Linked DNA regions of Homo sapiens: regions 1 and 2 are each linked to region 3. Evidence: chromatin loops called from intact Hi-C (ENCODE). Cell type or tissue: IMR-90. All regions are shown on one strand. Links, peaks and the distances in the headings refer to the core of each region. The heading gives the core; the rest is flanking DNA.

Region 1 (10,779 bases), core at 776-8,775, 210 kb before region 3:
GAGGATTAATGGGGCCCTAAAGAACCTGTTTCCTAGGACGGAACACTCAGGAAACTGAGAGACCCGCTGATGTGGGTTCTGTGCAAACTGGAGTGTTCCCACTCTTTTCTTGCTGTGGTTTCAGCTTGCATGGCAGTTTCTCGCAGCCCAGGCCTCTTCCTGCCTCAACAGTTCAATCTAGGGACCAAAAATAACCACCAAGCATGGAGCGCTCACTATGTGCTGGGCCCTGTGCTCAGAATTTTTGACAAATCATTTCCCTTAATCCTTATGATGACCCCATGAGGGAAGTACTACAGGACCATTGTCCCTTACCAAAAAAAAAAAAAAAAAAAAAAAAAAGCAAGTTCCAGGGTTTAGTAATTAGGTTGCATATGCTATGTATGGTATAACATCCCCAGCGGACTGCAACCAAACACTTTAATATTTCTACAGTGAAACCTATGAATATTCACGCCAAGTGAAATAAGGAGTGATATAAATAGTCTCACCCAGTTCAAGTTGAGTCTGGCTGCCAAATGAGTTTGCCCCAAACTTATGAAAAAAGTTTTGGTTTTCAGAACATAGTCCTGCACTAGTGTCTTCATTTAACAAATAAATGAGGCTCTGAGAGGTTAAATGACTTGCCTAATTAGGATAACATAGCTGGTGAATACTGGAGATAGAGTTCAAGCCAGAAGTATGACGTTAGAGCCCAAGTCTATAACCACTTTGTTACATGCACAGGTTTCTGGGGGAAACAGCTGACAGTTCAAATCCCTGCTCTGCCACTTTGGAGCCGTGGGATCTGGGCAAATCACTTCACCTCTGGGACTCTCAGCTTCTGTGGAGGTCAATGTGGTTGTTCTCAAATATTCTGGCTCTTGCCCTCTGAGCAATGATCAGCTTATCCTTCCCTACTCACTTGAAGTTAGGTGTGGCCATAAGACTTGCTAAGGAAATGGCAGCAGAAGTGATGTGTGTTACTTTTGCTTGGAAACTTTAGGAGCCAGTGTGAATTTTGCTGCCTTCACTTTTCCATTAGTCACCATTAGGGGCTGTTCCTTCTGCCCTGGACCCAAAGTGAGGACACACTTTGTGGAATAAAGCCTCCTGCTGAACAGCAATGAGCACACAATATGGGCAAAAACAAACCTTTGTTGTTTGAAGTCAGTGAGGTTTGGGGATTGTCTGTTACAGCAGCAAAACCTGGGCTATCCTGACTGGTATAGTTTCCTTCTCTATAAAACAAGTTGTGTGAAGATTGAATGAGATGGTACATATAAAGCTCCAAGGCAGTATGTGGCAATGGGTATCTGTTAATTCCCTCTCCCATTCTCAGCCTCTATTTCCCCAACTGTAAGAAGCTGTTAACTTGCTCTGTTTTAATGATTGAAAATGCTAGTTAACCTATGAGATGTTAATGGAAAGAATTTTTGGAGTATCCACAAAAACCTGGATATATTGTCTTACATGTCCCTCTTACCACTCTGGCTTTGATGGGGAGGCTGAGAAGAGGTGGTGGGAGGTTGGGGACAGAACTCCAGCCCTGGGACAGGGCTGAGGCCTCTGGGTTCCTGAAAGAAGCATCCGCTGTGGACCAAATATCCCCAAAGGCAGGGCTGCAAAGGGCCAGAGAGTGTCAGGAGGAGGTCAGAAGGGTCAAGTGGCCTGACAGCTGCTGAGCACAGAGGAGGCACCATTTCTCCCTCAGGCCAACAGATGGAGGGAGTGAGGCTGTGGGGCGGAGATTCTCTGCGATGAAAATGTGCAGTTGCCACAGGACGTGAGTTAAGACCCATTTAGCAACACCGATTAAGGAGCTATAAATAGCACCTGGGCTCTCTCACAGGCCGTAAAACACTCTTCTCTGCACTGCTCCCAGCCTGTGACCTGCCCTGCTTAATTGGGGCTCAAAATAAAATACCTGGAAGGCCGCTTTTTGATGGAAGGCCCTTGTTGCCATGGTGACCAGTTGCTGGGACCAGGGTGGGGCAGAGGCTTGATACAAGGCTGCTGAGATGTAAGATGGGGAGGAAGAGGAGGAGGAAGAGGGGAGAGAAAGGGAAAGTGAGAAAACAATGATAAAGATTACTGTGGAAGTCTAAAATCCACATCACGAGGCCGATGGAAACACCAGCTTCTCTGCCTGTAATGGCTATGAAAAATGGCAGCCTCACCCAGCTGATGGGCTAGCAAATGAGGACCGCTGGCAAGGAAGTGGATCTGGCTGGCCCAGGGTGGGTATGGGAGGCAGAGGAGTGAGTTTCAGGCCTGGCTCAGTCCCTGAACAGCAGGTGAGCTGGAGCTGCTCCCCACCTTCTCTGGGCCTTTCCACTGTAAGATGAGGGGTGGAATGAGAAGGTCTCTAAGCTAGGACTAACAACTGAGCTCCCACCATTGTCAAGGAGAAGGCGGAAGCTCCATGTGCTGAATCACCTCCAAGATATATGAAGTGATGGAAGCAAGGTGCATGGCAAGGTGTGAGTGGACTGCTGCTGTTTGTGTATTTGTGGGAAACACCTTAGAATACACAAGAATCTGACAGCATCGGTTGCCTCTGGGGAGGGTGGCTGAAAACAGGGGTGGGAAGAAGACTGATCACTGTCATGTTTTAATAAAACCTTATAAATGTATTCAAAATAAGTAAAATCTAAATTTAAAAAACTGGACTCCAAAAGGCCCAGGTTTTGATGAATGAATAAATACCAGTTAGAGCGGTGGGGTCACCCTCCATGATCTGGTCTCTTTGCTGACTGCTCTCTTCCTCGTATGCACCTTGGACTTCTCACAACCTCCTGAGTGCTGCTGTGCAATTTAAAGCCGCTGTGCCTTCACACATGCTGTGCCCTCCCCTGAAATGCTGCTTTCGGTCTTCTCCATCTAGGGAAAGGGATACTTGAGTCTTTAAATCTCAACTCAAATATTCCTCCTCTGTCTGCACTTCCTCGATGCCACAGCTGACCCAAACACCTGATATTCTCTCTCTCCTCCACGCCTCCTGCACTACCCAGAGCCCTTTATTAATGCTCATCTCACTGAACTATCACTATTGTTACTTGTGTGGCTACCCGATAAACTAGGGGCTCTTTGAGGCATGGCCTCGGTCTGATCCTAGGGAGTACCCCAGGACCTAGCACAGAATGCTGCTCAGTAAATGTTCTCCATCTCTGAGAGATCAAACACACACAGAACATCTATCCCAGGTGGCTCCCTGGTGGTCTATCCACTAAAAATTAAGTCTTTTCTCTTATTCCACCTCCTGCTTTGGCCTCATCTGAATGCTGGGAAAGTTAATTTTTAACATTAGTTTGAGCAAAATACAATTAGGAAGGGAAGCCCTGCAGCAAGAAGTGATCTCAGTACATGCGCCCAGCAGCACACAGTGAAGGGCCTGGCTGCTGCTCTGCCCACTGCAGTAATTGATTTTGTGGGTTATTCATAGCAAAGGTGTCATCGGGGCCTTCACCTTGGCTGCCTCTCTGTCTGCCTGCTTGGGAACCCTGTGGTAACGAGACTCCCACGAGAAGGGGTTGCCAGGCAGAGGCTCCTGAGCTCGGTGATTTAACTAGCTCTGTGAATTCAGTAAGACTCTGACCCTCGCTGGCCCCCATTCACAGCAGAAGGGGCTTGCACCAGAGTCCCTAAGGCCCTGCCCACTTGGACACTCTATCTGGAATTTTAAACATTAGCCCAAGCAGGACAGAACAGCGAAAGAGGCCACCGCAGACAAATAAAAATCTTTTATTTTATTTTTTTTTTTAAGACAGAGTCTCGCTCTGTTGCCCAGGCTGGAGTGCAGTGGTGTGATCTCGGTTCACTGCAACCTCCACCTCCTGCGTTCAAGTGATGTTCGTGCCTCAGCCTCCCAAGTAGCTGGGATTACAGGCTTGAGCCACCATGCCTGGCTAATTTTTGTACTTTTAGTAGAGAAAAGTTCACCATGTTGCCCAGGCTGGTCTTGAACTCCTAACCTCAGGTGATCCACCTGTCTTGGCCTCCCAAAGTGCTGGGATTACAGGCCTGAGCCACTGTGCCTGGGCACAAATAAAAATCTTCAAGTCAATTTTAGAGACTAGCAGAGGGGATGTAAGGCTGTCCCAATAGTTACAGGATGATATTCACATGCAAGACAGACTCCCAGAAGGAAACTCAGAAACCTAAGGGACTACCTTTCTTCTTCAGGGCTGAGTTGAAGGCATTGTTGAAACATGTCTTCACCAATACTGTCCTTGCCCTGGATGGACACATAGTGGGGACAGGACAGAGGCCAGGCCCAACTCTGTTTTCTCTGTCGCTGAACAGACTCTTCTCGTCTTATTTATTTTTTTCCTAAGCCTTTTGCATTCCTATGAACACACCTTTCCAGTGAATGAAGCGACATTACCATTAAGATAGTCTTATCACTCTGATTTACTCAAAAGATAAATAATGTATGAACTTCCATTCTACTAACTTTTATGTTAATTACTAATGGATTTCTGATGGTTTTGCCTCCAGCATCCGTCACCTGCCCTTTAGGTAAAACATTTCAGATCCCTTGGGGAGTGTGTTTTTCCTGAGGCTTTGCCCCATCCCAACCCCAGGCGTGGAGCCTCTGACCAGGCTGAGCCAATCAGCACATTCCAGTCCAGTGGCCACTGTGACTGACTGGTTCAGGGGTGAGCCTGAGATCCCAGTGGGGCCCATGAGAGTGGATTCCAGGACTTGTGCTGGGCATGGCCTGCAATAAGAAGGAGCAACAGGTGGACCCAGGGCCTCCTTGAAGTCATTTGGGGACCTGAGAAAGATGACCCCATACAGAGGCCTCTAGAATGTGTATGTAGGAGGGGCTCAGGAGTGGTGGTCTGTGAGATGGGAGATCTAGGAAACACTGTCTGCTTAGATCCTGTTATTTCAGGTAGGTTGAGGGTGTGGGGCCTAAAGCCCCATAAGACACCCCTAAGGTGCCACTAGACACGAAGGAAGAAGAGCTGAGAAATGGAGAGAGAGACGTCAGACCCTGCCAATGGTGTTTGAACCTGGGATTACAGGTGAGGCTAAAGCAACTACAATTACTCAGTGACAAAAGCACATATATTCCTTTTATTAACTTAAGGCAGTTTGGGGTCAGGTCTTCTGTTCCTTATAAAAGAATACAACTAACAAACTACTTCTGCTGTGCTAAGCCCATCCTAGACCCTGAACTTGGTTTCTTGAACTCTGATCGGAGGTAATTCCTGATGGATACCCTAGGGTGTGGTAGAGGGTCTCTGGTCTGGTGAGAAAGGCATGGGGTGAGAACTGCCCTTAAGAGGACTGCAGTCAGAGCAGATCCCAGGGAGGGTGAAAAGCCATAATGGGATACCTGAGGCCAGGCCAAGGTGCACACTTAGAGGAGGAGGTGCTGCCTTCATGGAGTGGCCCGAGGGCTCCAGAAAGCCTTGCCCCACACTATCTCCCCAACTGGTACCTCAAAACCCACCTGAGCATTTTTCTTTGAGTTCAGTGCAACATAGGAGGACAATAAAGAGGGAATGTCCAAGTTAAAACGGAGTCTCCAGGGACACCAGCCCACACAGGAGCTGCAAAAAAAGGATCTGCCACCTAGAGGGCTGGAGTGGCTGACTCAGTGCCACCACGGCCAGTCTAGGGCAGAGCACAGACTAGAACCTCTGAATTCTCACTTCCAAATTGTAGTCCCTTCCAATGGCCCATAGCTGTTGTCTTTGCTCTTGATTTACATCCCGTTATGCAAAATCTGTACCACCAGGTGGCGATGTAGTTACCACATGTAGTGTGGAATTTTAAGTGGCCATCACGGATTCTCTTTTATGAAAGTGTATCTTTATTTCATCTAAAAGATAATAAGCAGTTTACCAGGAAAGGGAGATGGAAAAGAAATTTTTTTAAAAAACGTAGTAAGCATTTAAAACTTTAATCTATTTTATTATAACTTTGAAGGCAAAGAAAAGAATTATGATTACTTACATTGTGTCTTCTTTATTAATTACTTGCCTCTTCCTAACCCTGTCAATGAGGGAGTGGAGAGAAGCCATACCTTGAAGTCAGACCCGCCTGGCTTTGAAATTCAACTCTGCCGTGTATTAGCTGTATGTCTTCGGCAAGTCACTTCTCTTTGAGCTCAAATGATCCATCTGTAACAATGGATTCAATACTACGCCAGACAGGGCTGCTGCATCCTCGGGGGGCAGCATATAGTAGGTGTTTGATAAATCTCAGTTAAATGAATGAATGAGGTACCTAGTGGAATGCTTGGCATAATATAGCAAGTACCCAATAAATGAAACTTATTACTAGAGGCAAAAGGGAAGCAGATCTACCAATGAAATTATAGGCCATGGGCAGTAAGAAATGGGGCTTTGTAGGGGATGTGGGAACTCAGTGGGAGGCCAGGAATCAGCGCAATGGTGACTGCCCACTGGCTTACTGCACAAGGCGGATGCTTTTCAACTTCAGTGTGTAACATCCCGTTTCACCACGCACCTCAGCCTCAAAGCCCTTCTGGAATCCTTTCTGCCTTGCAGTGAAGTTCTGAAGGAGAATTCCCATCCACCCTTTTCTGTGAGCCTTTCTGGCCTCACCTGTGAAAAAGAGGCTAAAATGGTTCCTGAATGTATGGTGCTAAAGATATTTAAGGAACTCAGTCTCCTCATTCATCTGACTCCATCCGCCTTGTGGGCTGAAGACTTTCCAGACTCAGGGCCTCATTCTCTACGTCTGTAAAACCTGCAGGCGGCTTGGATGGTACCCATCCCTTCCAGAGGTGGGATCTTGGGTGTACTCCTACCCCTCAGGCTGACAGGCCTTCCCAGGGGCACAGAATTCTTTTAAAAGGAGCATTGGTTCACTTCAAACCTCCTCAACTCTAACGGCGCAAATTCTGTGACGCTTTATTTTTCCCAGCTTGAATGGGTAGACCTAGCACCTCATAAAGTGACAAGGAAAATATTTGGCTGGTTTCGTAAACCGGGGCCACAAAGGCTCACTTGTGATGGGCCGGCCGCGCAGCCTGTGCTGGCTCCCAGGACGCCCTGGCAGGCCCTGCCCAGGTCTGGGCAGCAAAGTCTGCAGACACCACTGCCTGCCTGACACCGGCCACCTGTGTGCAGGTCACGAGGTCTGGCAGCCTTTCATTCCCGCCTGGCCATCTCCTCCCACAGACTTCCAGAATCTAAGCTGCCAAAAACAACCCCAGCCATCTGCCATGCAGAGGAGATCCTTGGGGGTGTGTCTGGGAGGCCCTCAAAGAAGCTTCTGTGGCTGGTCAGTGGCAGCCACCTGGGAGGTGTCTGCAGCGTGTCCAGGTCACAGTCTGGCCCCAGCAGGCTCTCCTCAAGGAATCTACCCACAAACTTCCCTCTTGCCAGTCTCATGTACTTTCTTCCCCTTCCCCAAGAAATGAAGCACATTCCAGCCCCTTGCCTTTGCTCCTGCCACTCCCACTGCCTGGAGTGCTTTTCCCCTGCCCTCTCCCTCCAGCCCATTCCTGCCCCATTTCAATGCTGCACAAGGTCCTCCTCTCGGCCCAGTCCCTCTGTCATTCTGCACCCGCAGGGACCTGCAGGCACTCCTTGTCTGTACCCCTCACTAGATAATCACACCCTTCTAGGGGCTGCTTTATAGTTTAATGCTGGTATTATTTATTTCACTGCTGAGATCATTTCACTGACACCTCATTTATTGGAAACTGTTGGGGAAAGCTTTCTCAACATGAGTGAATTTGTCGGATCAATGGTCCTTTTAAGTGACGAACCTACTTTGAGCATGATCTCTTTGGGTGGGAATTTTTCTAAGACTCATTATTCCCTGATCTTGAACTAATCACCCTAAACATAACTGAATCCATTCTGGAGGATTCAGAATTAGAAGGAAAAAAAAAAAAAAGGTCATTTTTGGTACTACAACCTTGCTCTGCCTGGCTCCTGAGGGCTGGGCCTCATGCCCCTTTGCTGAATGGCTCCGGACAGCTGCACTTTAAGAGTTCTTGTTTGCTGTGGCTGTTCTGTGTCCCTCATGTGGGTAGGCAGTTCGCTGTTGGAGGGTTGCGGCTGGTGTGCCTGTCTCTGGCCTTACCTACCCTACATTCTCATTTGTGGTTTGTTGTGCGGAGGGAATGGGAGGCAGGTAACCAGGGAGGTATAAATGAACTGCAAGCAAGTAGCACCTGAGAAGACCTTTCTTTAATATACTTCAGGACAGAAGCTGATTCCTTCCCAGGCACCAACTGAGTCTTTTCCATTCATTTTCAGGGTCAGGATTGTGTACAGCTGAGGGCACCAAAAGTGTGTGCTGTTCCGATGCTGCCATTTCCTTGGGTTGATGAGTGAGCTGGATGGGAAGCTCTTTGCTCCCTGTCGTGGGGCCCCTCTGTGTCCACACTGTGCCTGACCTGGAGTAGCTCAGTAACAAGTCCTAGTTGACTTGCCTTGGGGGATGTGGCCTACCCCAGGGTTCACTGTTATCAGCTCCTGCTTTAGAATTAATTGTGCCTTGAAAGGGCATGCTAGGTCTGCAAATGGAGCCAGCTCAGAGGGGGACATGGCTCCAGGCCAGTGTAGGCTGCTGTCTTCAGAGGCTGCCCCTTTGCCACTGGGATTCCTAAAGCCCTGTTGTTAACAATCAGGTATTGGGAAAACAGAGACATCAAACAGCTTTATGCAGCACCCAGGACAGGCGCGGCCACTTGGGAGCCATTCCTTTTTTTGTAAGTGACCGTATCTGGTTTGGGCTGCAGGAAATCCTCTTTTAGGGTCTGGGAATAGAGGGGAGTCCTGGAGTCCAAGTGTGAGGTAGAGGCAGAGATGTGGCCTCTTCCTCATGGGCAGGCTTGGCTGCCCTAGGGCTTGAGGAGTTCTGCCAGGCAGTGTTCTCTTGGCCATGCTTTCTTTGAGCAACCGCATTGACCTCCAGGCATCTCAAAGGGGCCACTTACCTGTTAGTAAGTCTGCAATTTTGCCCACACCCCAACTTATCCTTACTGAAAATTTTCATATATACAAAGTTTCTGTTCCTGCTTGGTTCCTTTATCCTCTGTGAGACCCTGCCTGCCTCTCCAGCTTTTTTTCCTGCCATGCTCCCTGCATGTCACCTGCCACCTGAGTTCTTAAATTGTGCCAGCCTCCCTCTTGCCACAGGGCCTTTGCACATGCTGCTGCTGCTGCCTAGAATACCTTTTTCTTCATCCCTCACCCCCAAACAGGCACCTCACTTGTTAATTCCTCCTCTAAGCTTAGAGGTTCCTTAGATTGGCCTTCTCTGGCTCTCAAGACAGACCAGGCCCCACTCATACACTCTCCCAGGACCATCTACCTTCCCGACATGCCACCCTGCACACTAGTAACCACAGGCTAATTTCTGTAATCGGTTGTATGTTTTCCTTGCTAAGTTGTACGTTCCATGGGGTAGGATCCCTGGCTGCCTGTTCGCTGCCTTATCTTCAGTACCTAGCACAGGGCCTGGCCACAGTACCTGCTCTGTATATATTACTCAGTTACTAAGTGACTACACCCTTCACTCCAGCTCTATCCACACTGAGCTGCCCCAGACCCCGAGCCCTCTCATAACTCCGATTTCTTGCTCTTTCTGCCTGGATACACCTTTATTGCTTGAGTAATTCCTAGTCTTAGATGAAGGAATGAATGAATCAATGAAAGCATGAATAAACAAACTATTAGAACTTTTGGTGATTTATGTGAGAATCCACTGCACAACTGGAAAGGCACGAAATGTGGGGCTAGAGGAGCATTCCTGGAGGAAAGGGCCCTTGAGAAGGAGTACTGCCTTCAGGGAAGCATGATGACTTTACAAGCATCTCTCTAAATGCTTCAGGGAAACCTACAAGTCTCCAGTGAGCAAGGGCTGGTGCGTGGAAACGAATAGTGCAGAACCTATTATGACTAGTTTAAGATGTGCAACACGTTATCGGTGCATCTTCTATTTAGTGTGCTGTCAGTTGTTTAGCTTAAGGGAAGGTAAAAACATTAATACGTGGGAAAGAATTTAGGTGTCCATGATTTGGGGAATATTACACAGGTAATAATAAGAGCCATCTGATGGTGATCACCACTGTGTGCCAGCACCGTCCTGGGCAGTTTATACCCATTCTATTATTTAATCCTTAGGAGAACTTTGCGAGGCGGGGATTATTGTCTCCATTTTACAGATGGGAAGACAGAGGCTTGAAGAGGTTGAGTAACTCAGTCATGGTTCCAGAACTAGCTTGGGGCAGAGCTGGGCTCTCCCCCTGGTAGCTGGACTCCTAAGTCTCTGCCCCAGCTGCAGAGCGAGGAGGTGGGCAGGGGCCACCTGGCAGGTGTCCCCAGGCTGAAGACAAAAGTGCTATCATGGAAAGAAGGTTCCCAGCCCCTGGTCCTGCCAGGTCTGTCTCTCCTGACCTCCCAGCCTTAGTGCGATGCTGAGGGGAGGTGCAAAGCGTGGGCCCTCAGATCACTCTGGCCAGGTCACTAAAGCATGGCAGTGTCAACCTGGTGAGAGCTGTGGCAGTGTCCAAGGGGACAAGAGTTGGGCTCTAAGCTCCACCCACCATTCTCCTCGGGGGGCTCCTTCACTGCCAGCCTCAGAAGGTCCAGGTGGCATTTTTTGGGCCAGTGCCATTCACCCATGACAACTCGTACCACATCCTTCCATACTCACAGAGCTGCAGGTGTCAGGGGGACCCAGCCCTCTGCTGTCTGGGAGTTTCCATTCCCTTCTTGGCCATCATGCATCCCCGCTACCAGAGGGGCAGCTATCTGTCTTGGGCACTGGAAAAGGGGCCTCCAACCACTTCACAGGGAC
Region 2 (10,779 bases), core at 867-8,866, 74 kb before region 3:
CAGCAGAGAAAGCTTGCAATGACACGCTGCAATATTCTATAATGTTGGGGGTACGACAGGGTACACAGAATACCTAAAACATTTATATTAAGGATATCCGAAACAACATATTTAAAACCCAGAAAAATGTTATGAACACTGTTTCTGCCTAATACGTGACCAATGTTTTTGTTTTTTTTTTTAATCTTAACATGGTATTCTCTCCTACTCTCTCACCCTCCCCCCCAAAAAAGGCCACAAAGTGCTTTCACGAAGCGTCATTCTTTTAGATAAAGCCATTGCACAAAATGTACAGTTCAGGTATACTGAAATGAGTACCACACCGGCGTCCAATTGCGGCAGTTTTTATACACCAGTATGGCATAGGCGAAGTCTTTTAACAGAATTACAGCAAACACCTTTATAAGGGCCATACAAATAACACATTTAAAGTATTAAAAGGTACAGCTGACTCAATAGCAGAATTTAAAAGCTACATCCTATTAGCACATTTAACCCAAATGAACTTGAATCTTTCTATGATTTACCACGCAGGAAACTAGGACAGAATAAATTTCTTGTCAAAAGCAGTTTGTTCATTTACACAAAACTATAAGTCAATTAATGTCACTACCTGCTAAAGCAGACAGCAAGGGGGCCCTTGTCTATAATATTTATACTGTCCCAAATATTGTCACCTTAAAATGGCAAAACTTTAAATTACTATTTTCTTTACAAAATAAATGTAATCTATTATATATAGACCTGGAAAAAACTCAAAAGTTCAAATTCTTAATGTGAAAGCAAGTAGGTAAAGATTCAAAAGTGAAAAAATCTTTTACACTTTATGTAAATGATACTTAAGTATGACAAAGAGGTGATAATTCAAGTTCGTAACTAGTAAGTCACTAAAAAGATAAATGCATTCATTCATGTACCACAAAATCAGAGAAGACACGAGGACATGCCGCAGTCAGTGAAAAAGCCGAGAAATCAACATTTTACTAGTTATTTTGTCCCAAACTATTACCATGTGTGTTTGGTATGTTAACAATTTAAATATCCACATTAGGCTAAACAACAAGCACCTGTCAGCAGTGGAAACCAAAACATTTTGATGCTAAAAAATATACAAGATATTTAGACGCTATTTCATTGGTTGTCAAAAACAGTGACTACTGCCAAATAATTAAATTTAAAATATTGTGCCAGGTCCTCTCAGGGAAATGTGAAAATAATACTGACGATCTCATTGTCATTGCTGTTATTTTACTGGAATTAAACAAAGGCCAGAAGTTATAAATTTATGACTGCCAATACTATCTTTGGATAGTTACAATACAGTATGTAAAATTAAGGATGGCTTTGTTTAGAAGACTGCCATAAATCAACAAAACCCAACTGTGTCTGGGGGACATGGTAGAGAAAATGGCAATTTTGAGAGAGGAGTGCTTCTAAAGGCATTTCCTTGGAGGCTCTGAGGTTTTTTTTTTTTTTCACATTACCGAAAGGCCAAGTAATGTGGTGTGATTACTATAATTCCTACAACAAAACTTCCACTTAGAATAGTTACATGTTCCCAAACTATTTTTCTTCTGTCTGCCATGCTGGCTTCTGTATCCCATGGTCCACTGTAATCTTTTGGTCTTCTTTTTTTGCAGTACAGCAGTCCTCGTGCTGCTATCCATTGAGTAGGTAAACCACCAATTCATAGGTGGCCATCATAATGGCTGTGTTTGGAATCTGTCTCACTAGATGAGTTGTCAGACCACGATAAAGAGACCCATAACCTTCTTCTTGAACAAGCAAAGATAGAGTCTGAAAAAAAGATCTGTATTTTGTTCCCTCTTCACGTAGTCTTGTTCTTACAACTTCTGTGTAGGAAAGAAATAAAATTAAACATTACTGATATCTTTACACTCTTCTAATTATAACTGAGCACATCCCATTTATCAGTCTGTAAGTGTAAGCTCAGGATAAAAAAGGATGGCTTCTAATGTGTAGCTTATTGAAACCAGTCACATTATAGTAACATCAAACTTCTAATATGGCCAAAATCATGTACATTAATTATAGACTTTATAGTCTTTGAATGTAAAAAGACACAATATAACAAGAGAGAAGTATCAGTTGTATGCTAGATAAACAGATAAAAGGAAGAATAGAAATGAGAAGGAGGAAAAGGTGAAGAGGCAGTAAAGAGGTGGCATCCAGGATGAATATAAAAAGGATACAGTGAGAAACAAGCAGAAAAGATTTGTTTAAAGTGAGTACTACAAAGAAACAATAGCATTATTAATCTATTCAAAACAGTCCACATATATGAATGTGAAACATCATGTGGACAAAGAAGTTGACAATGTTCCAAACACTAGCTGCCAGCTATAAAACCCAGTCTGGGAATCAGGTAAGCAAAAATAATAAATTTTTAAGAGCTGAATGAACCTTAAAGATTAGTCAGTCCAATTTTTCCTCATTTTAAAAGGTGAGAAATTGGAGCTACTGAGAAATTTTGGCCAGTTGTGGGTAGAAGCTGGGACAAGAACTCACAGCTTCCTATGTAACTACTTTTTTTTACATCCACTATTCCTCAAATTTTTTCAGCACAGTATTCCAGATGGGCCTAGGGAAATAGTCTAAAGCAACCCACAGCAATTGTAACTATTTACTTGAAATCTGTTCTGTCTTAAAGATTCGTGCCATTTAACTCCAAAATGTCCTGTTTGGACAGGTGTGGTGGCTCATGCCTGAGCCTGACTAGCATTCTGGGAGGCCGAGGTGGGAGAATCGCTTGAGCCCAGAGTTTGAGACCAGCCTGGGGAACCCAGCAAGACTATGTCTCTACTAAAAATTAAAAAATTAGCTGGGCATAGTGGCCTGAGCTCATAGTCCCAGCTACTTGGGAGGCTGGGGCAGGAGGATTAATTGAGCCTTGGAGTTCAAGGTTGCAGGGAGCTATGATCATGTGACTGCACTCAAGCCTGGGTGACACAGTGAGATCCTATCAAAAAAAAAAAAAAAAAAAAAAAAAAAAAAGAATGTATCTTGTTTATCAACTGTACCTCTTCCTGTAATGACATCATCTCACTTCAAGGGAAAAGACTGTTTAAACCCCAAAACTCTGTTCCTTACACCTTAGCAGGCCACCATCCTAACCTACCCCATAGGTCAGTATCTAAACAATATTGCTGATACTGTCCTATTTTGACTTCTTTTAGAAAAGTCAGGAACTTCCTTCAGGAAACTGAGATAAGTTCATAGTCCAACCTGGTTAAAGAGTTGGTTTCATAAATTACTATTAGAGCAAATACACATTTTCTAGGCCTGGCTCATTTTTCCTGATATAATATACAATGGAGACGGTAAATATTAATCAGTGTAAGTGAACAAAAATGAAGCGCTTACATTAAAAAACAAATCTTAAACATGCAAAAATCAAAAGCGACACTTAAAACAACCAAAAAAGCTACCAAAAAACCTCAGCATGTAGCAGATAAATTCTTAAGTGATTTACCTAGCTATTAATGAAATAGGCTATTATAAAATTTAAATACAGAAATAAAAGGAATTATTAACACATACTTATTTGCCAACATGAAATAATGTAAAATAGCTTGGTCTTTGGGATTACAGACTTTAATTCAAATTTGGGCTTCACCATTAAGTAGGTATGTGACCTTGGGCAAGTTATTTCATGTTTACATTTCTTTTCAGTATTCAATTTGAAAAGGAGAACAATTCTGGTTATGTTCTAGCATAACAGGGAAAATAAGTACTTTAGAGAATTTTTATGTAGATTAGTAATGTATGTAAACTATCTAGTATAGCACCTACATACATACTTTTTTCAAAACTTAGAAACTTGCCCAAAAGTCACCAAGCTGAAGTGAGTAAGGCTGGAATTTGACTGACTTCAGAGCTCATGCTCAATCACCACCATGCTATTTGATAGCATAATACTGACCTATTAATACAGCCTACATTACTTAACCAGATTTAATCTCATTATGAACTCCCAATAATTGTATTTTGTTATACCAGAATGCAGTAAAATTATAAATGCTTTAATAAGTGAGCTGTTGGCTGGGGTGGGAAAATATTTCTGATTTAATAGATAACTCTTCTTACCATGTGGATATGCTATAGTTGTGGCACAAGTTTTTGAGGTGGCAGCAGCTAGCATCATTCCCACAAAATCTGATGCTTCTTTCACAGACTCTTCATCATTTTCCATTGTAGAAGCAGTCTTATATTCCAGTAGTTTTTGTTTTATACTTTCATAAATAACAAAATGGATAACAGTCTCTGATATACCAGCATATGAAGCAGACATGCCCCTATAAAATCCTTTTAGTCCATCTGTCTGATACACTTTACGAACACATTCAAAAGCACCCATTCGCCTTTCCCCGCGGTTCCTGAAAAGCAAAAAGAAACATCTTACTGATAGGTTTTTTAAAGTAAGTAAAATATAATAAAATATGTCATTCTAATAATAAAAGAATGGCCTTCTTTAACTCATGAAGAATTAGAATTTTAAAACAATATTCATATTTTAGATTTCCTATTCTTTTGTCCCAAATTTGTCATATTAAATGGGTGATATGTAAATAGTTTATTTTACTGAATGCAAAATGCACTACACTGAATCTTCGGTCTCATGTCCTCATTGGGGTTCACATGGCAGGGATAAGCAACAAAATCCTTTAGGAACTATACACCCTGACTGCAGCTCAAGACAAAAACAAAACAAAGTAAACAAAAATCCTCACACTGTATTAATTCCAGTTCTAAGTAAGCTGAATTTCCTTTGCATTTAGTAACATAAATAGAATGACTGAGACACCAATGATGATAGAATATCATAAACCAGGCAGTATGATTAACTAAAATTCTGTGCACCTGAGGGATTCTCTTTCAACCCCACTCATATTCTCCCAAGAAGTGATAGGGTGAATGTAAGTCAAATTCCCTATGATCATTTAAAGGCAATGGTCATATCAGTCTCCCTGGTGACTAGTAAATGAGAAACTGTAGTGTTATATTTATTCAGTACTCTTCCTAATACAATTTCCTTAGTTCTACTTAAGGGGGCAGCACCTACTCTTATAGAATACAACATCTCCTACACATGTAATTTTGAGTTTTAACAATATTTGTTACCTTACACTGATTCCCCCAACAGGTCCTTATCTATAAGAGACAGGTTTAAATGCTACCTACTAAAAAAACAGAAAATTTACCTATTTATAAATTATACCTAACTTGTTTCTGACATAAAATAAAATCACAACTACAACACCCACTTAATTACCTACAGATTCCACCAGTTTTATGAATGGATTGTCTTTAGATATTGAATACCTATTAGATAAATGATCCACAAACCAACTGTAACTAGTTTCATTAAAGATCCTTCCTCACAAGAAAGTTAAAAGAGATACAAATCCTGAAAGGTGACATATCAGCCCTATTTTTATTTTTTTATTAATTTTTTTCTTTTTCTTTTTTTTCTTTTTTAACAGATGGAGTCTCCATGGTGCAATCATGGCTCACTGCAGCCTCAAACTCCTGGGCTCAAGCAATCCTCCCACCTCAGCCTCCCAGGTAGCTAGGATTATAGGCATGCATTTTTTATAGAGATTAAGTCTTGCAATGTTGCCCAGGCTGTTCTTAAACTCCTGGCCTCAAGCAATCCTCCTGCCCTGGCCTCTCAAAGCTCTGGGATTACAGGCATGATCCACTGCGCTCAGCCCTCAGCCTTATAAACCAGAATCCTCAAGTCAACCTTTCATTATTACCCCACCCCTATCCAATTCCCCAACCCCACAAGCCTAAGAATTGTGCCAGCTTGTGTTACAATTATAAGTGGAAAAAAATAATATTAAAGAGTTTTAAGTCATGCTTTTCCTGGATTCCTCATAGAGCAACGCTAAACATAGTGAAACCTAACTCTGGTAGTTTACAATAGAATAATGTGGACTAGCATCTTGTACTTTCTAATCTTTGGAATAAGTCTTAGCTACCACTACTTTTCAGATATGTGGCTTTAAGAAATAAACTTGGAGTTTTGCTACAACACTTAAGATTTCATTAAAAGATCTATTTCAGATGAAACAATTAGATATTTCTTTTCAAGTTTCCAAATAGTATATAGTTCAACATAACAGAAGATGGAAAACAGATATTTAAGCAGGCATAATTGTTAATGATTTATTAGATCAGTTTTACCTAAAGCCTATAGGACATAACACTATTTCCCAAACACCAAAATATAAAAACAGTAGAAACATGTTATACACAGAACCTACTCCAGACTGAAAGTCTAAAATAGTTTAAAACCATTAACATTATTATTGTAACATATAAGATAGGACCATCTCGTTACTTAAGAGTCTCTATTCTAAAGCCAGTAGGAGAGTTGAGATGGCAAGACCCTACGCAGCACTGCTTTTGGCCTACTCTCAGTTCCCAGAACACCAAAGGCCCTACACTTTAGAACCTCTGAGGTTTGCACCGATTGGTTCCTCAGCTTAAAATGGGTTCAAAAAACCTTTCCTTGATTATTCCATTTAAAATAAGTCCCCACTGTTTCCTGGTGCATCTCTAAGACGTAGCAGTATCTGCTAATATAGATTTGTTGAATGAATGAATCTTGCTATTATAAAGTGGTCAGTGGTAACAGACGATATATGAGAACTGTCTGTCAGCCTAGGGTTCTCTATTCACAAGGTCACTAAATTTGAGCAATGATCCTCAAAGATTCAGTCTAGACTAGCTGACCTTGTGGCTTACTTAGCTTCTGCGAGGCCAATTATAAGTACCCATGTAAGGAAAGTATTACCTTTTGGGCTGGGTTAATCTATCTCTTTCTTTCCTTTCTGTTTCTCTATGGTATCTTTCTAGCCACTCTTTTTAAAACAAAACAAAACAAAACAACACATATTAATAATATACTTTTTTCACCTGGAAAAGTTCATATTGTCAACTCTTACATTATCTTTTTTCTGATGGCAGACCCAAGTTTCAAAATTAAACTACAACAACAAACAAATTCAGCAGCAAAGGAAAGAAAAACTTTGTAGAAAAAAAATTAGTTAAATCCACTTTAACCAATTTTATTTTAAGGAATTAACATACCTTGCATCAAGCTGTAACCGAGTCTTTATAAGCCAAATGGGGTTGGTTGCTGTGATTGCAGTAAAACCTAAACAAACATGTTTAAAATGAACTCTGGTAAAAATGAAGAATTCACTATTAACTTTAAGGTTTTAAAAATTAGATAAATCTACATTCAAGAAAATGTATATAAATAAACTACTAATTTATGTATATATTACACTTTTCACATACGACAAACATTTGTCTTCACTTCCAATCTATATGAATTCTCAAATTCTGTCCTTAACTAACAGATTCTTTTAAAAGCAAAATGAATATAAATTGCTTTCCCAACCTACTTAGAATATCCTTTAGGGTGCTCTCTACTGTCTAAGCTGAATTCAGAAATCCATCTCTACAAACACATAGACATTTTGTGTATTCTACGGCTAAAAAGCATGCACTTGGGATCCTTAAAACCAGCTAAAAAAAACAGTTACCTGGGGTTTGATTAGCATCCCAAATCACTACATTCAAAATGAATTCTACACAAATGTCAAATTTTACCAATAGTTTGATCTTTAGTTGATTATATAGTGGAAAAGACTGTTGTTTGGCCCCATGAATACTTTCTACATATATACATACTAATACTGTTAAAATAACCGTATCACAGTAAGGTTTTTGTTAGGGTTAATAGGACAGGCCTATCGTCATTTACTTAAACACATACAAAAACTCAAAAGTTCAAAAAGTCACAAATTGGAAGTTCCCTCTTTTATAGACATGGAATAAACTCAGGGTAGAAGACAGCTCTAGTTTACTTTAAAACTAAAGTATTATGTACTAGGTATTGGTGCAGAATGGTGGTCACCTAAGATGGCTCATTCCAGGTAGTAAATTAAGATCTACCTGGAACAGTATGTTTCTAGGATAGTGCATATGTTTTACTTGCCACCTTCCTAGCTATGGAAAAATAGCACACAAAATACAGTCTTGATGACAGAAACTTATAAAGATTGCTTCATCTACACAAAACAGGGTTTTAATTTACACAGACTTCATAGAACTACTTACGTTAAGTTACATTTACTCAATAAAAAATTATATGCAGAAATGTTTAAGGATCTTAACTGTTTTAATATTTCTATCAAATACTAGTGGGTCAGGCACATTCTTTTTATAAAGGTGGCTAATGATCAGTACATTTAAGATGAGTAAAGTACTTACAGGAACAGAAATGCTACAATATACTTAAGAATAATTTGTTTTTAAATTAATATAGTACAGATCCAATCATAAACCTTTCTTGGCTTTCAAAGGTGTATCTACATATGCAAAATAATTACACTAAATTGTTTCCAAAGCTGAATTTGGTCTCACAGGGTTCTTTTCTATGTCAGTAACTGAGTAACTCAAATTTTACTTCCTCAACCCACTGTTTTAACATTGTAGAAATAGCCAGACGTTATACAAATGGATGCTCCAATTAAATCTATTTAGCAAGCAAGATAAATGGGATACAAATTCAATTTAAATAATTCCTTTAATACTTTTATAAAGATTATATATTCTACATTTCTCTTAAGTGCTTTTAATACTACATATGTAAGTATAAAACTAGAATGGGACCAACAGTTTTAGACGCATCAGCAGGTACTAAACTGATAAAATTTAAAGTGTTGAGCAGGCTGCCAGGAACATCTTTTTAAATAAAAGGTTCTTTTCATGCATATATTCTTGGTAAAAGAAAAGAAAAGAAAAACATGAAACTATCAGACCAGTTTAAATATTTTCTTGCATGGTTCTAGCTTAACTGAGAATAAAGTTATAGAGTATTATTTTTCTCTTCTTTTGAACCTCATTTTTCTACATGAAAAGGCTAGGATATTCAAATTATATTTTAAAGCAATCAGACATCAATATTCTGGTCAAACTCCAATTTAATGATTCTTGTTTTGTAAACTTAAATATTTGTAATAGCTAAATATGTCTGTACAGCAAAATTAAGGGTTTATGAGTAAAAAGCTGCTAAGCAGCATAAACCAACAAAATATTCTGCATCACTATAATGATTTTTATTAATCATTTTATAGAAATCTTAAGAAAAACTATTTGCTTTTTATTGAATTTTAAAAGCTTAAAACTGGGAATCTTTACATCAAACTTTTTAAAAAACAGCCAATCTAGGTAAAAATTCTCATTCATCTTATTATACTTATTTGAAAAGAAGATGAGCACCTAAGTTTTTTTTTTTTTAAATAAAAGTTCTACTTCTAAAAACATAAATTTTAAGCAGTACCCAAGCTTCTGTCCATAATACTCTTCCAAGTCACAAAAGAATTTGAGGCTGGAAAAAAACCCATATATAAAAAACTTTACAATAGTACAATAAATTTTTATAAATGTTGTTAGGAACAAAACCTTTTAAAGACCCATAAATTATAATTTTAAATTATTCTCTGTACATATTACTATAATGTCAGAAAGCAAACAACAGGTATTTCTCACTTAACTAAAATTCATTTCCAAGCACAAATTAACCTATGTAACAGGACACATTAAAATTTAGGTAAGTGAGAGAATGTTATCTTATCCCTACGTAATTGCTATTATCAGTAAGCTATGTTTACTATGGTTGCTCTGGCTCAACTCTCCCAATGAGAGCTAGCTCTTTATAAAGACACTAACCTAAATGCCAGCAAACCATTGGGTTAGGTAAAGAATCTAGACACAATCCACAGTTTTAGCTATTAGCCCTTTACCGCTAAAAACTCAGGTCCTTGAGTTTTATGCTATTACTTTCTCCTAACCAAAGACACTTTAACAAACTAAATAGACATTACTAGGCTAATTACATCTAATAAATATAATCTAATAATCTAAGAAATGAAGCCAATGGAAAAAAACAAAAATTTATCGTAACTTAGCATTATATATGGTAAGGCAATTTGAGGTTAGCCCAAGCTAAACATATCTTCCCACTACTTATATGACAAACACACACAAAGATACTGGGAATGGTGCCCCTGAAATTTAGAAATTGCCTATTACTTTTTATTTTGCATTTTAATTTTGTGACATTTTCATAATTTGCCAATTTATATTAAGATTCTGAGCACCTAGTGAAACATGAAAATGAACTTAAGACGACATGAGGGATCCATTTGTAAGTTAAGAAGAACTAATATTGCTCCACAGTCAGTTAAAGCAAAGTGCCAATATATTGGCCATACTCTTAGTAGGATGGTTAGTATGTTAGAAAGCTTAAAAAATTTTTAAAAATGCTACTTTAAAAGTTTTGCTTTATCTAAGTAAGATTCCATTTGATAGTGTCGAGCAATTAAAAACCAGATTAACAGAAAAATTCTGCTTAAACTTGCTGAAAATGTTGATTTCATTAAGTGAGTGATACCTGTAGTGTTGCATTTTCAGTACTTTTTATTTCAACTTCTGTAAGAACAAAGCCCACCTAACCTCCTAAATGTATTAACACCACTTTTAAAAGTAATTAAAACTAAAACAGCTAAGATCCCATATATTCTTATCCTGCATTTATTTGCAAAGTAATTAATTTTTGTTTTTTTTGCAAAAGAGTTCTAAGAAAGCCAAGTATCAACAGACAAAAAAGAATGGAAAGCATTGTATTAGGCTTTTAAATATGTTATGCTAAGCAAAGAGAACTATGATTTTATCTAA
Region 3 (10,779 bases), core at 920-8,919:
ATACTTGATAATGATAATAAATGGCTATGTTACTGGGTTATGTATTTACTGTACTCTAATTTTTACTGTTACTTTAGAATGTGCTTTTTCTACTTATAAAAAATGTAAAACAACCTTATGCAGGTCCTTCAGGAGATATTATGGAAGAAGGCATTTTTTTTTTTTTTTTGAGTCTCACTCGGTCGCCCAGGCTGGAGTGCAGTGGTGCCGATCTCAGTTCACTGCAACCTCCACCTCCTGAATTCAAGTGATTCTCCCACCTCAGTCTCCAGAGTATCCGGGATTACAGGCATGCACCACTGAGCCTAGCTATTTTTTTTGTATTTTTAGTAGAGACAGGGTTTTACCATGTTGGCCAGGCTGGTCTCAAACTCCTGACCTCAAGTGATCTGGCTTCCTCAGCCTCCCAAAATGCTGGGATTACAGGTGTGAGAAGGCATTCTTATAGATGACAGCTCCATGCATGTTGTTGTCCCTGAACACCTTCCTGTGGGACAAGATGTGGAGGTGGAAGACAACGGTATTGATGATCCTAACCTTCTGTAAGCCCAGACTAATGTGTTTGTTTGTGTCTTATTTTTTAACAAAAAGGTTAAAAAGTAAAAAAAAAAAATGCTTATAAAGATATAAAGAATGAACATATTTTTGTATGGCTATACAACGTGTTTGTGTTTTAAATTAAGTGTTATTACAACAGAGTCAAAAAGTTAAAAAAATTAAAAAGTTTATAAAATAAAACAGTACAGTAAGCTAAGGTTAATTTATTATTGAAGAAAGAAAAATATTTTTAATAAATTTGGAATAGCCTAAGTGTACAGTCTTTATAGGCTCTAAAATAATATACAGTAATGTCCTAGGCCTTCACATTCACTCACCACTCACTCACTGACTCACCCAGAGGAACTCCAGTCCTACAAATTCCATTCATGGTTAAGTGCCCTATCCAGGTGTCACACTTTTTAAATCTTTTATACTGTATTTTTTCTGTATCTTTTCCAAGTTTAGATATGTTTATATACACAAATGCTTATCATTGTATTACAATTGCCTACAGTATTCAGTAGAGTAACTTGCTGTGGAGGTTTGTAGCCCTGGAACAATAGGTTATACCATATAGCCTAGGTATTTAGTAGGCTATACTATCTAGGTTTGTGTAAATATACTCTATGATGTTTCCACAATGACAAAAATCACCTAACAACACATTTCTCAGAAGGGATTCTTATTGTTAAGCAACACATGACTGTATATGTCTGTTCTTATGACAGTTCCCTGTGACTTGAAGAGCTTAAAGGCACAGAATAAGTGCTCTGTAAATATTAATTGTCATCCTATTGTTGACAGAAACCAATAAAAGAGAACATGCTTGGAAGTTCAGTTACCATGAATTTATCTAGAGCCACTCTTGTCTAATATGGTAGTCACTAACCACATGTGGCTATAGAGCCTGTGAAATGTGGCTATAACAACTAAAGACCTGAATTTTAAATTTTATTTAATATTAATGAATTTAAATTTACATTTAACAATTGAAACTTCATTTAATATTAGAAAATATTTAAGCATGTTTCGAATACTTTGAGTATGTAATCTACTTTTTTTTCTGGTGAAAAGATATACATATATTTAGAATTAGCCAGATGGACTCAGTTTAGATGATCCCAATTTTGTTGGCAACATGGCAACATCCAAAGCATTGTAATCCGGAGCCAGTCGAACATATGCCTTCTTCTCTCCATCAGGGTGAATCAGGGTGTTGACCTTGGCCACATCAATGTCACACAGCCTGTTTGATCTGGTGCTTGTTGTTTTTAACAACCAAATGAACACAAGTGTGTTGTCGTCTATCTTCTTCATGGCAGACTCAGTGGTCAGGGGAATCTTGACGGCATAGTGGTCAAGCTTGTTTCTCCTGGGGGCACTCTTCTGAGGACATTTGGGCTGCCTCCGGAGTCACAGTGTCTAGGGCCGCTGGAAGGTGGGTGACGTGCAGATCTTTTTTTTGTGGCTGTGGACACCTTTCAACACTGCCTTCTTGGCCTTCAAAGCCTTTGTTTTGGCTTCTCCTTTAGGAGCAGCAGCAGCTTCCTTCTTTGCTTTCAGCGCCATCTCATGAAAAGGGTCCGTAATCTACTTTCTCAACCATTAATTTTATGAAATATAAATACAGATTAAGTATTACTGGTGAAATTTAGCATGAGATTTTTCAAACTGAGATGTGCTGTAAGAATAAAATATTTACCAGATTTAAAGACTTAGTGTAAAAAAAGAATATAGAACATCTCAGTAATTTTTATACTGATTACATATTGAAATCATAATATTTTGGATATATTGGTGTAAGTAAAATACTTCATTTATATTGCCAGTTTCTTTTTACTTTTGAAAGTGAAGCTATTAGAAAATTTAGACATATATAGCTGGCTCTCATTATCTTTACACTAGACAGAGCTGCTCTAGATGTTTTAATGATGAGCCCTCAATGCCATTCAACCCCAAAGTTAATTAATTGCACAGCAAGGCACTATGGTGAGTTCCACGGTGGAGATTTAAAGTTCCAATTAAATGGAGACCATATATGGGATTAATGGGGGAAACTAAGGCAAAGACTGGCCTGTGTGTTGATGAAGCATGACAGGCTCCCATGCCCATTTTTCCTTCCACTTTCTGTCCTTATGTACCCAGGCCCTTTTCTCAGGAGGTGAAGTTCTGCAATCTGTCCAGCCCCAAATTCTGGTCTCCACCTTTTTGTCCTCTCCTAGCCCTTCCCTCTTATTACTGGCGGGTCTTTGTTCTTAGAGCTCCCAAGATGGTGGCAGGCTGCTCCCAAGATGGCGGCAAGCCTTTTGTTCCCTGACCTGGGGTTCTTGGCCTCATGGATTCCAAGGAATGGAACCTCAGGCCGTGCAGTGAGTGTTATAGCTCTATTAGAGGCCATGGGTCATGGAAGAGAACCATGGAATCCAGCGACTAGTGTTCAGCTCGATTAGGATGAACCCGGGCACTTAGCCATGCAGGAACAATGGTGAGCCTTTAGCCTGATTGGGAGCAGCAATGGGCGCCTCACTGGATCAGGAGCACAGTGGACACTCTGCTGGATCTGGAAGGGTGGAAGTCAGCGGTGGGTCTGCGACAGTGGCAAACAGCAGTGGTGGATGGCGAGCGAAAGCTCAGCTAGAGCCGTAACAAACATGGACCAGAAGAGTGTGCAGTTGCAAGATTTAACAGAGTGAAAACAGAGCTCCCGTACAATGGGAGGGGACCCAAAGGGAGTTGCCCACTTCTGGCTTGAATGCCTGGTGTTTATATCCCAATCATTGTCCCTCCCCCTGTGCTCTCAGGTGATAGATGATTGACTGTTTGTTTACCTCCTGTCTTTAGCCTAATTGATATTTTAGTGAGCCGTCTTTACTACCTGATTGGTTGGGTATGAGCTGAGTTACAAGCCCTGTGTTTAAAGGTAGGTGCGGTCACCTTCCCCAGCTAGGCTTAGGAATCCTTAGTTGGCCTAGGAAATCCAGCTAGTCCTGTCTCTCACTCTCAGGGGCTCACATCCTTCTTACTCTATGTACTACCAATCTTCTTTGGAGAAACACAGGAAAAAACTTAACTCTAAAGTACAGGTTGGGAAACTTTCTTAAGGGTTAGGGAGTAAATATTTTAGGCTTTGTGGACCAATGAGTCTCCATCACAACCAGTCAACAGCCATGGTAGCCATAGACAATATGTAAACCAACAGGGCTGTGTTCTGGTACAATTTTCTTTATGGATAATGAAATTAGAATTTGTATAATTTTCTCATATCCAGAAATATACTTCTTTTGATTTTTTTTCATTAGCCCTTTCAAAATGTATTCTAAGGTCATGGGCTGTACAAACATGGGTGGGCAGGATTTGGCCTGTGGGTCTTGGTTTGCTGACCCCTGCTTTAAAGTACAAGTGAAGACCCAAATATAATGGACTAACCTTTCGGAGATGTTGAGGCAGAGGCTGGGCATGGTGGCTCACACTTGTAATCCCAGCATTTTAGGAGGCTGAGTCAGGCAGATCACCTGAGGTCAGGAGTTCAAGACCAGCCTGGTCAACATGGTGAAACCCCATCTCTACCAAAAATACAAAAATTAGCCGGGCGTGGTGGTGGGTACCTGTAATCCCAGCTACTCATGAGGCTGAGGCAGGAGAATCGCTTGAATTTGGGAGGCAGAGGTTGCAGTGAGCTGAGATGGTGCCACTGCACTCCAGCCTGGTGACACAGAGAGACTCTGTCTGGAAAAAAAAAAAAAGAAAGAAAGAAATGTTGAGGCGGAAGAATCTTTTCCTTCCTTTGCTGTCCTCAGAGCCAGCACATTGTAGTACCCAGTACATACTCTGTCTGAGTGATTGGAATTTCAGGAGCCTCAATGAGGGAGGGATGTTTAACACGGAAGGTCATCAGAAGATCCTGATAGAGGAGAGACTTTTGCACACTAGTCACTCTCAGGAGTGGGAGAGAAAGTGCCCTGCCCTGAGTCCTGTACTTTAAAAGGCCCATGTTGGTCCTGGGCCCAAAGATTAAGGAATCCCCAGAGCAACGAGGACATGCCCTCTTGGAGCCTAACCCCCACCTCCATGCTTCAGGCACTTGAAGCCCTGTAATTCCCTTCTCAAATAACCACCAGTCCATTTTTAGGTGAGTGTGGCCTCCTCCCTCATCCCATTCTCCTGTGCACAGACTACACTGTCAATGTGCTCACACCCAGGCCTAAGAAATGGCCAAGGGGCAGCTGTTTGCAGAGGGTGTGGTTAGAGCTTGGCAGCAAGGGCTAGGGCTTGTGTGTGCTGAGGGTGGGAAGAGAAGGGGAGTTAGCCTGAGCTGGAGGGCCAGAGATGGCTTCTTCTATGTAAGCATGTTCAGGCATAGAATTCTGAATTTAAACCTGGCTTTCTAGGTAGTTATAAAGGTATATTTGTCAAGGTGACAGGATAAGACATATTTTAGTGAACAATTTGTTAGTTTGATTTATACCTTAAATATCTAGACATATAGTATGTGGGCCTCCATTTGTACCTGTATCCTAAACTCTAAAAATATTAGGGATAGGCCTGCTTTTACAGTAAAGATGTAACTTTGAAATGGAGGTGGGGGCTGGGAGTCAGTGGTGTGGTAAAGCAGGCGTGTTGTGGCAAAAGCCCATTGGGTGCATCTCTTCCCAACTGTGTGTTCAATGACACCATGTTAGAAGCTTAAAGTTGGCCAAGGAAGGAGTATGTACACCATAAAAATTGGCAAATGCTACAAGTCAGAGCTGTTTTGTTTGTTTGTTTTGAGAGCTGATTGCCAAACGTTTCCCAGCTACTGCACACTGTGATTGCCCATTGCCCACTGGGAGAGGCTGGCTTATCCCTACTCTGCTCCATAGTCTCTCCCCAAAGAATGTATGATTATCAAGGAGATTACCTTTGACAGATGTGTTCAGCAGAAAAGTGTGACTGTGAGAGAGCATATGGAATCTCTTACTTATTTGTAAGACTTTCTGAAAGAAGCCATGTTCCTGGTTGTCCTGAGCTAGGCCCCTAAGCAATGCCAAGCTCTGATTCTTAGAGCAGAATCTCTATAGAGGTCAGCTATTGCAAAGCATGAACACTCCCACCCTCATACTTTATGTTTGCAGAATACTTCTAAACTCAGAAAAACACAAAATGACTTTTGTGGTTGATCCCTGGATTCCTTTCTCTGAATGTACCAGTAGTTGCAAAATCTATGGTTTTTCATCTTTTATTTCCCATGCCTGCCCTCTGATGGTGGATTGAGAGAAATACAGGTAGATTCCTATCAATGTCATAGAATAGGGAAGAGGAGTTGGTTTACAAACTGCCATCTCGTGGGGCCAGGCAGAAAATATAGAAGAATGAAGATGGCAGGATGTGAGAAGAATGGGGAGTTGTGGAGTATACTGAAGAGCTCATGTCCTATCTAAAAGGAATGACCCTACTCACTCGGGGACTAAGACTACCTCTAAGAGACTATGAGTCTAGAACAGAGGTCATAGCCTGGCAACATACACATGGATGGCTTTGTTTGACCTTCATCGTATTGATTCATTTACTGTTTCCAAATAGTTAAATTAGTTGCATACATGAAAAATTTTTACTTCCAGCTTTTCTTGTAAAGATCTGAATATTTGGCAACCCCAAGTTCACACTACCATTTGCCAACAACTTGGTGATACTTTTGAAAATGGCAAGTGACATTCAAGAACAAGTTATTGTGATTTTCCCAGTCAAAGCAAGCATTATGTCTTTAGTATACCAAACAGATGTTTCCATATGCTTTATGCTCTAGATATTCCAGAAACAAATAATCATTTTTTAGTTGCTTTTAAAAATTAGTATATCATACAAACAAAAGCACACGCACACACACACACACGCACACACACACTACAAGGTATATGGAATAATAAACAGCTTTCTCCACACTACCAGTGTCCTACCCCATTGGAATCCTCTTCCTACCCCCACCCCTGAGGAAAAATCCATTCTGACAGTTATCTTTATTATTCCTTTGCTAAACTCCTAGTGATTCTAGAAAGAAAGTTAGGCAGACGAGCAGGCCAGGAGAGGCCCTCACCCCATAACCAGGAATGTCAGGTAACCATCAGGTGATGGTCAGGTCGTTGTTAAACTGTCTTTCTAAAATAATAATTGGTCACAGCCAGGTCCAGGGAAAGGCTCCAGGGAAAGTCTCCCAATAGATAGATCAGCAGCTTCCTGATAAGATCTGAGGAGTTGGGCAAGTGGGCTCAAGCACGTGCACTAAGAGGCAAAATGATGGAGTTTAACTGGTAAATGACCTTCCTTTAGGAACACTCAACTAGTAAGGGAAAAATGCTATAAGGTGTGTAGGCTGCCTGCACTCACCACTGTTAGCAGGGCATGGCAAGAGTGAGACCGGCCTTGCCAACAGCATCTCAGCTGGGTGAGGCCTATTGCTACCGGCTTTCCCCCACTTCCTTGGCCACAGAGGCAGCCATAATCCGCTCTGAAACATACCCCATTGGCCCAAGAGCCTCCTCCCTCCCCCAGTTCTCTGCAGTGGCTGCAGCAAGCCCTGCCCAAGGAGAGTCTGAGTCAGACTTGCCTAACTCTTTCCCCACCTGATGGTCTTTCTCTACTTGCCCTGGTAGCCAATCACAAAAGACATAAATTCTTGGGAGCTTTATGACCCTGCCCCTTGCCTGAGAAACCTGAATACTTACACTGGCCAACTTAGGGCAAGCTTATATCCCACTTCTACTATTGCAGCTGGTGCACTCTTGAAAGTGCCATCTCTTGGATGGATGCCAACCAAGTCAGGACATTACAGCAACTCATGACAGAATAACCCTGCTCCAAGGAAGGAGCAAATAATAGCTAATTCAATTGCCTGCAACATCCTGGCTAACCAGAGATCCCGAGTCTGTCCATGGGACAATTTCATTGCTAGCATAACCAGCATATATTCAGCACGCTGAACATATCTACAACCAAGGACTCTCAAAGAGTCTACTTCATTCCCCCACCACCTTCACCAGAGCAGGTGCTGGTATCCACGGCTGAGAGAGCTGAAGATTCATGACATCACAGGACTCTTTGCAGACATTCCCCAGCACCAGCCCAGAGCCTGGTAGCCCCACTGGGTGGCTAGACCGTGAAGGGCAATAATAATCACTGCACTATGGCTCTCAGGAAGCCCCATCCCTAGGGGAAGGGGGAGAGCACCACATCAAGGGATCATCCCATGGGACAAAAAAATCTGAACATCAGGCCGTGAGTTCCAGATTTTTCCACTGAAATGGTGTACTCAAATGAGAAGGAACCAGAAAAGTAATTCTGGTAATATGACAAAACAAGGTTCTATAAAACACCGCCGAAAGATCACACTAGCTCACCAGAAATTGATCCAAATCAAGAAGAAATCTCTGAATTGCCAGAAAAAAAAATTCAGAAGGTTGATCATTAAGCTACTTAAGGAGATACCAGAGAAAGGTGAAAACCAACTTAAAGACATTCAGAAAACAATACAGGATATGGATGAAAAATTCTCCAGAGAAATAGATACCATAAAGAAAAAACAATCACAATATCTGAAAATGAAAGACACACTTAGAGAAATACAAAATGCACTGGAAAGTGTCAACAACAGACTAGAACAAGTAGAAGAAAGAACTTCAGAGCTCAAAGACAAAGCTTTCAAAGACAAAGACAAAGAAAAAAGAATTAAAAAATGAAGAAAGCCTCCAAGAAATTTGGGATTATGTTAAATGGCCAAACCTAAGAATAATTGGTTTCCCTGAGAAAGAGAGAAATCTAAAAGTTCAGAAAACATATTTGAGGGAATAATTGAGGAAAACTTCCCTGGACTCACTAGAGATCTAGACATCCAAATACAAGACATCCAAATACAAGACATCCAATACAAGTGTTTCCCAGGCAAAGAACACCTGGGAAATTCATTGCATAAAGATCATCATGCAGGCACATAGACATCAGATTATTTAAAGTAAAGACTAAGGAAACAATCTTAAGAGCTATGAGGCAAAACCATCAGGTAGCCTATGAAGGAAAACCTATCAGATTAACAGCAGATTTATCAGCAGAAACCCTACAAGCTCAAAGAGATAGGGGTTCTATCTTTAGCCCCCTCAAACAAAATAATGTCCAGCCAAGAATTTTGTATCCGGCAAAACTAAGCTTCATCAATGGAGGAGAGATAAAGTTTTTTTCAGACAAACAAATGCCAAGAGAATTCACCACTACCAAGCCAGCACTATAAGAAATGGTAAAAGGAGTTCTAAATCTTGAAACAAAACTTCAAAATACACCAAAATAGAAACTTCTTGACACATAAATCTCACAATAAAAACAATAATGATAATGCAACGAAGAAAAACCATCTGGCAACAACTAGATGATGAATGAAATAGTACTTCATATCTCAATACTAACATTTAATGCTCAACTTAAAATATACAGAATGTCAGAATGGATAAAAATTCACCAACCAAGTATCTGCTATCTTCAAGAGTTTCACCTAACACATAAGGACTCACATAAACTTGAGGTAAAGGGGTAGAAAAAGATATTCCATGCAAATGGAAACCAAAAGTGAGCAGGAGTAGCTATTCCTATATCAGACAAAACAGACTTTAAAGTAACAACAATTAAAAAAGACAAAGAGGGAGGTTATATAATGATAGAAAGATCGGTGCAACAGGAAAATATCACAATCCTAAACATATATACACCTAACACTGGAGCTCCCAAATTTATAAAACAATTATTACTAGACATAAGAAACAAGATAGACAGCAACACAATCATAGTGGGTGGCTTCAATACTTCACTTACAGCACTAAACAGGTCATCAAGACAGAAAGCCAACAAAGAAACAATGGACTTAAACTATACCCTAGAACGAATGGACTTAACAGATGTTTACAGAGCATTCTAACCAACATATACATTATTTTTATCAGCACATGGAACATTCTCCAAGATAGGCCATATGATAGGCCACAAAACAAATCTCAATAAATTTTAGAAAATCAGAATTATATCAAGTACGCTTTCAGACCACAGTGGAATAAAACTGGAAATCAACTCCAAAAAGAACCCTCAAAACTATAAAAACACATGGAAATTAAATAATCTGCTCTTGAATGATCTTTGGGTAAACAATGAAATCAAGATAGAAATTAAAACATTCTTTGAACTGAATAACAGTGACACAAGTTATCAAAATCTCTGAGATACAGCCAAAGCATTGCTAAAAGGAAAGTTCATAACATTAAATGCCTACATCAAAAAGTCTGAAAGAGCATGAATAGACAATCTAAGGTCACTCCTCAAGGAACTAGAGAAACAAGAACAAACAAACCCAAACCCAGCAGAAGAAAAGAAGGAAACAAAGATCAGAGCAGAACTAAATGAAATTCAAACAGAAAAGAAGAAAAGAAAGGAAGAAACAAAGATCAGAGCAAAACAAAATGAAATTCAAACAAAAAAATACAAAAGACTTAGAAACAAAAAGCTGGTTCTTTGAAAAAGATAAACAAAATTGATTGACCATTAGTGAGAGTAGCCAAGAAAAGAAGAGAGAAGATCCAAATATGCTCAATTAGAAACAAAACAAGAGATATTACAACTGATAACACAGAAATACAAAAGATCATTCAAGGCTACTATGAACACTTTTCCGTGCACAAACTAGAAAGTCTAGAGGACATGGATAAATTCCTGGAAATATAAAACCCTCCTAGATTAAATGAGGAAGAAATAGAAACTGTGAACAGACCAAATAGAAGTAATGACTGAAACACTGATAAAAAAAATACCAACAAAAAAGTTCAGGACCAGATGGATTCACAACTGAATTCTATCAGGCATTCAAGGAAGAATTGGTACCAATCTTACTGAAACTATTCCAAAAGATAGAGGAAAGAGAGAATCCTCCTTAAATCATTCTATGAAGCCAGTATCACCCTAATACCGAAACCAGGAAGGGACATTAAAAAAAAGAGAAAACTACAGACCAATATCCCTGATGAATATAGATGCAAAAATCCTCAACAAAATAGTAGGTAACCAAGTCCAACAGCATATCAAAAAGGTAATACACCATGATCAGTGGGTTTCATACCAAGGATACAGGTATGGTTTAACATACACAAGTCAATAAATGTGATACATTACATAAACAGAATTAAAAGTAAAATCATATGAGCATCTCAATAGAGGGAGAAAAAACATTTGAAAAAA

Evidence for each region. A loop is a pair of places that touch in the nucleus more often than their neighbours do. Peaks named below come from ENCODE experiments on the same cell type or tissue, not always from the same donor. Only the 100,000 strongest peaks of a DNase experiment are listed, where the experiment ranks them.
Region 1: a loop joins it to region 3, with 12 times the contacts of the local background. A loop is called at or near these places in 47 of 110 quality-filtered maps.
Region 2: it touches region 3 in a loop (2.9-fold over the local background); 38 of 110 quality-filtered maps call a loop at or near these places.

What each region holds. Positions count from the first base shown.
Region 1 is chr3:141,100,918-141,111,696 of GRCh38, reverse strand. All of the region lies in intron 2 of SPSB4 (splA/ryanodine receptor domain and SOCS box containing 4), which reads right to left. Among named protein-coding and RNA genes, the nearest start is that of SPSB4, 55 kb to the right of the region's middle. RefSeq lists an enhancer at 8,234-8,750. In IMR-90, for the core only: a CTCF peak has its summit at 5,725 (motif pointing right); a DNase peak (open chromatin) is centred at 5,736; H3K27me3 peaks cover 2,781 bases.
Region 2 is chr3:140,967,334-140,978,112 of GRCh38, reverse strand. SLC25A36 (solute carrier family 25 member 36) reads right to left here. Exons shown (of 7, transcript NM_001104647.3): 5 at 7,120-7,186; 6 at 4,108-4,397; 7 at 1-1,853. The coding sequence ends at 1,660. Among named protein-coding and RNA genes, the nearest start is that of SLC25A36, 31 kb to the right of the region's middle. In IMR-90, for the core only: a CTCF peak has its summit at 5,072; no DNase peak of the experiment used is centred there.
Region 3 is chr3:140,893,524-140,904,302 of GRCh38, reverse strand. It overlaps the pseudogene RPL23AP41. Among named protein-coding and RNA genes, the nearest start is that of SLC25A36, 43 kb to the left of the region's middle. In IMR-90, for the core only: a CTCF peak has its summit at 5,782 (motif pointing left); a DNase peak (open chromatin) is centred at 5,722; H3K27ac peaks cover 222 bases; H3K27me3 peaks cover 206 bases.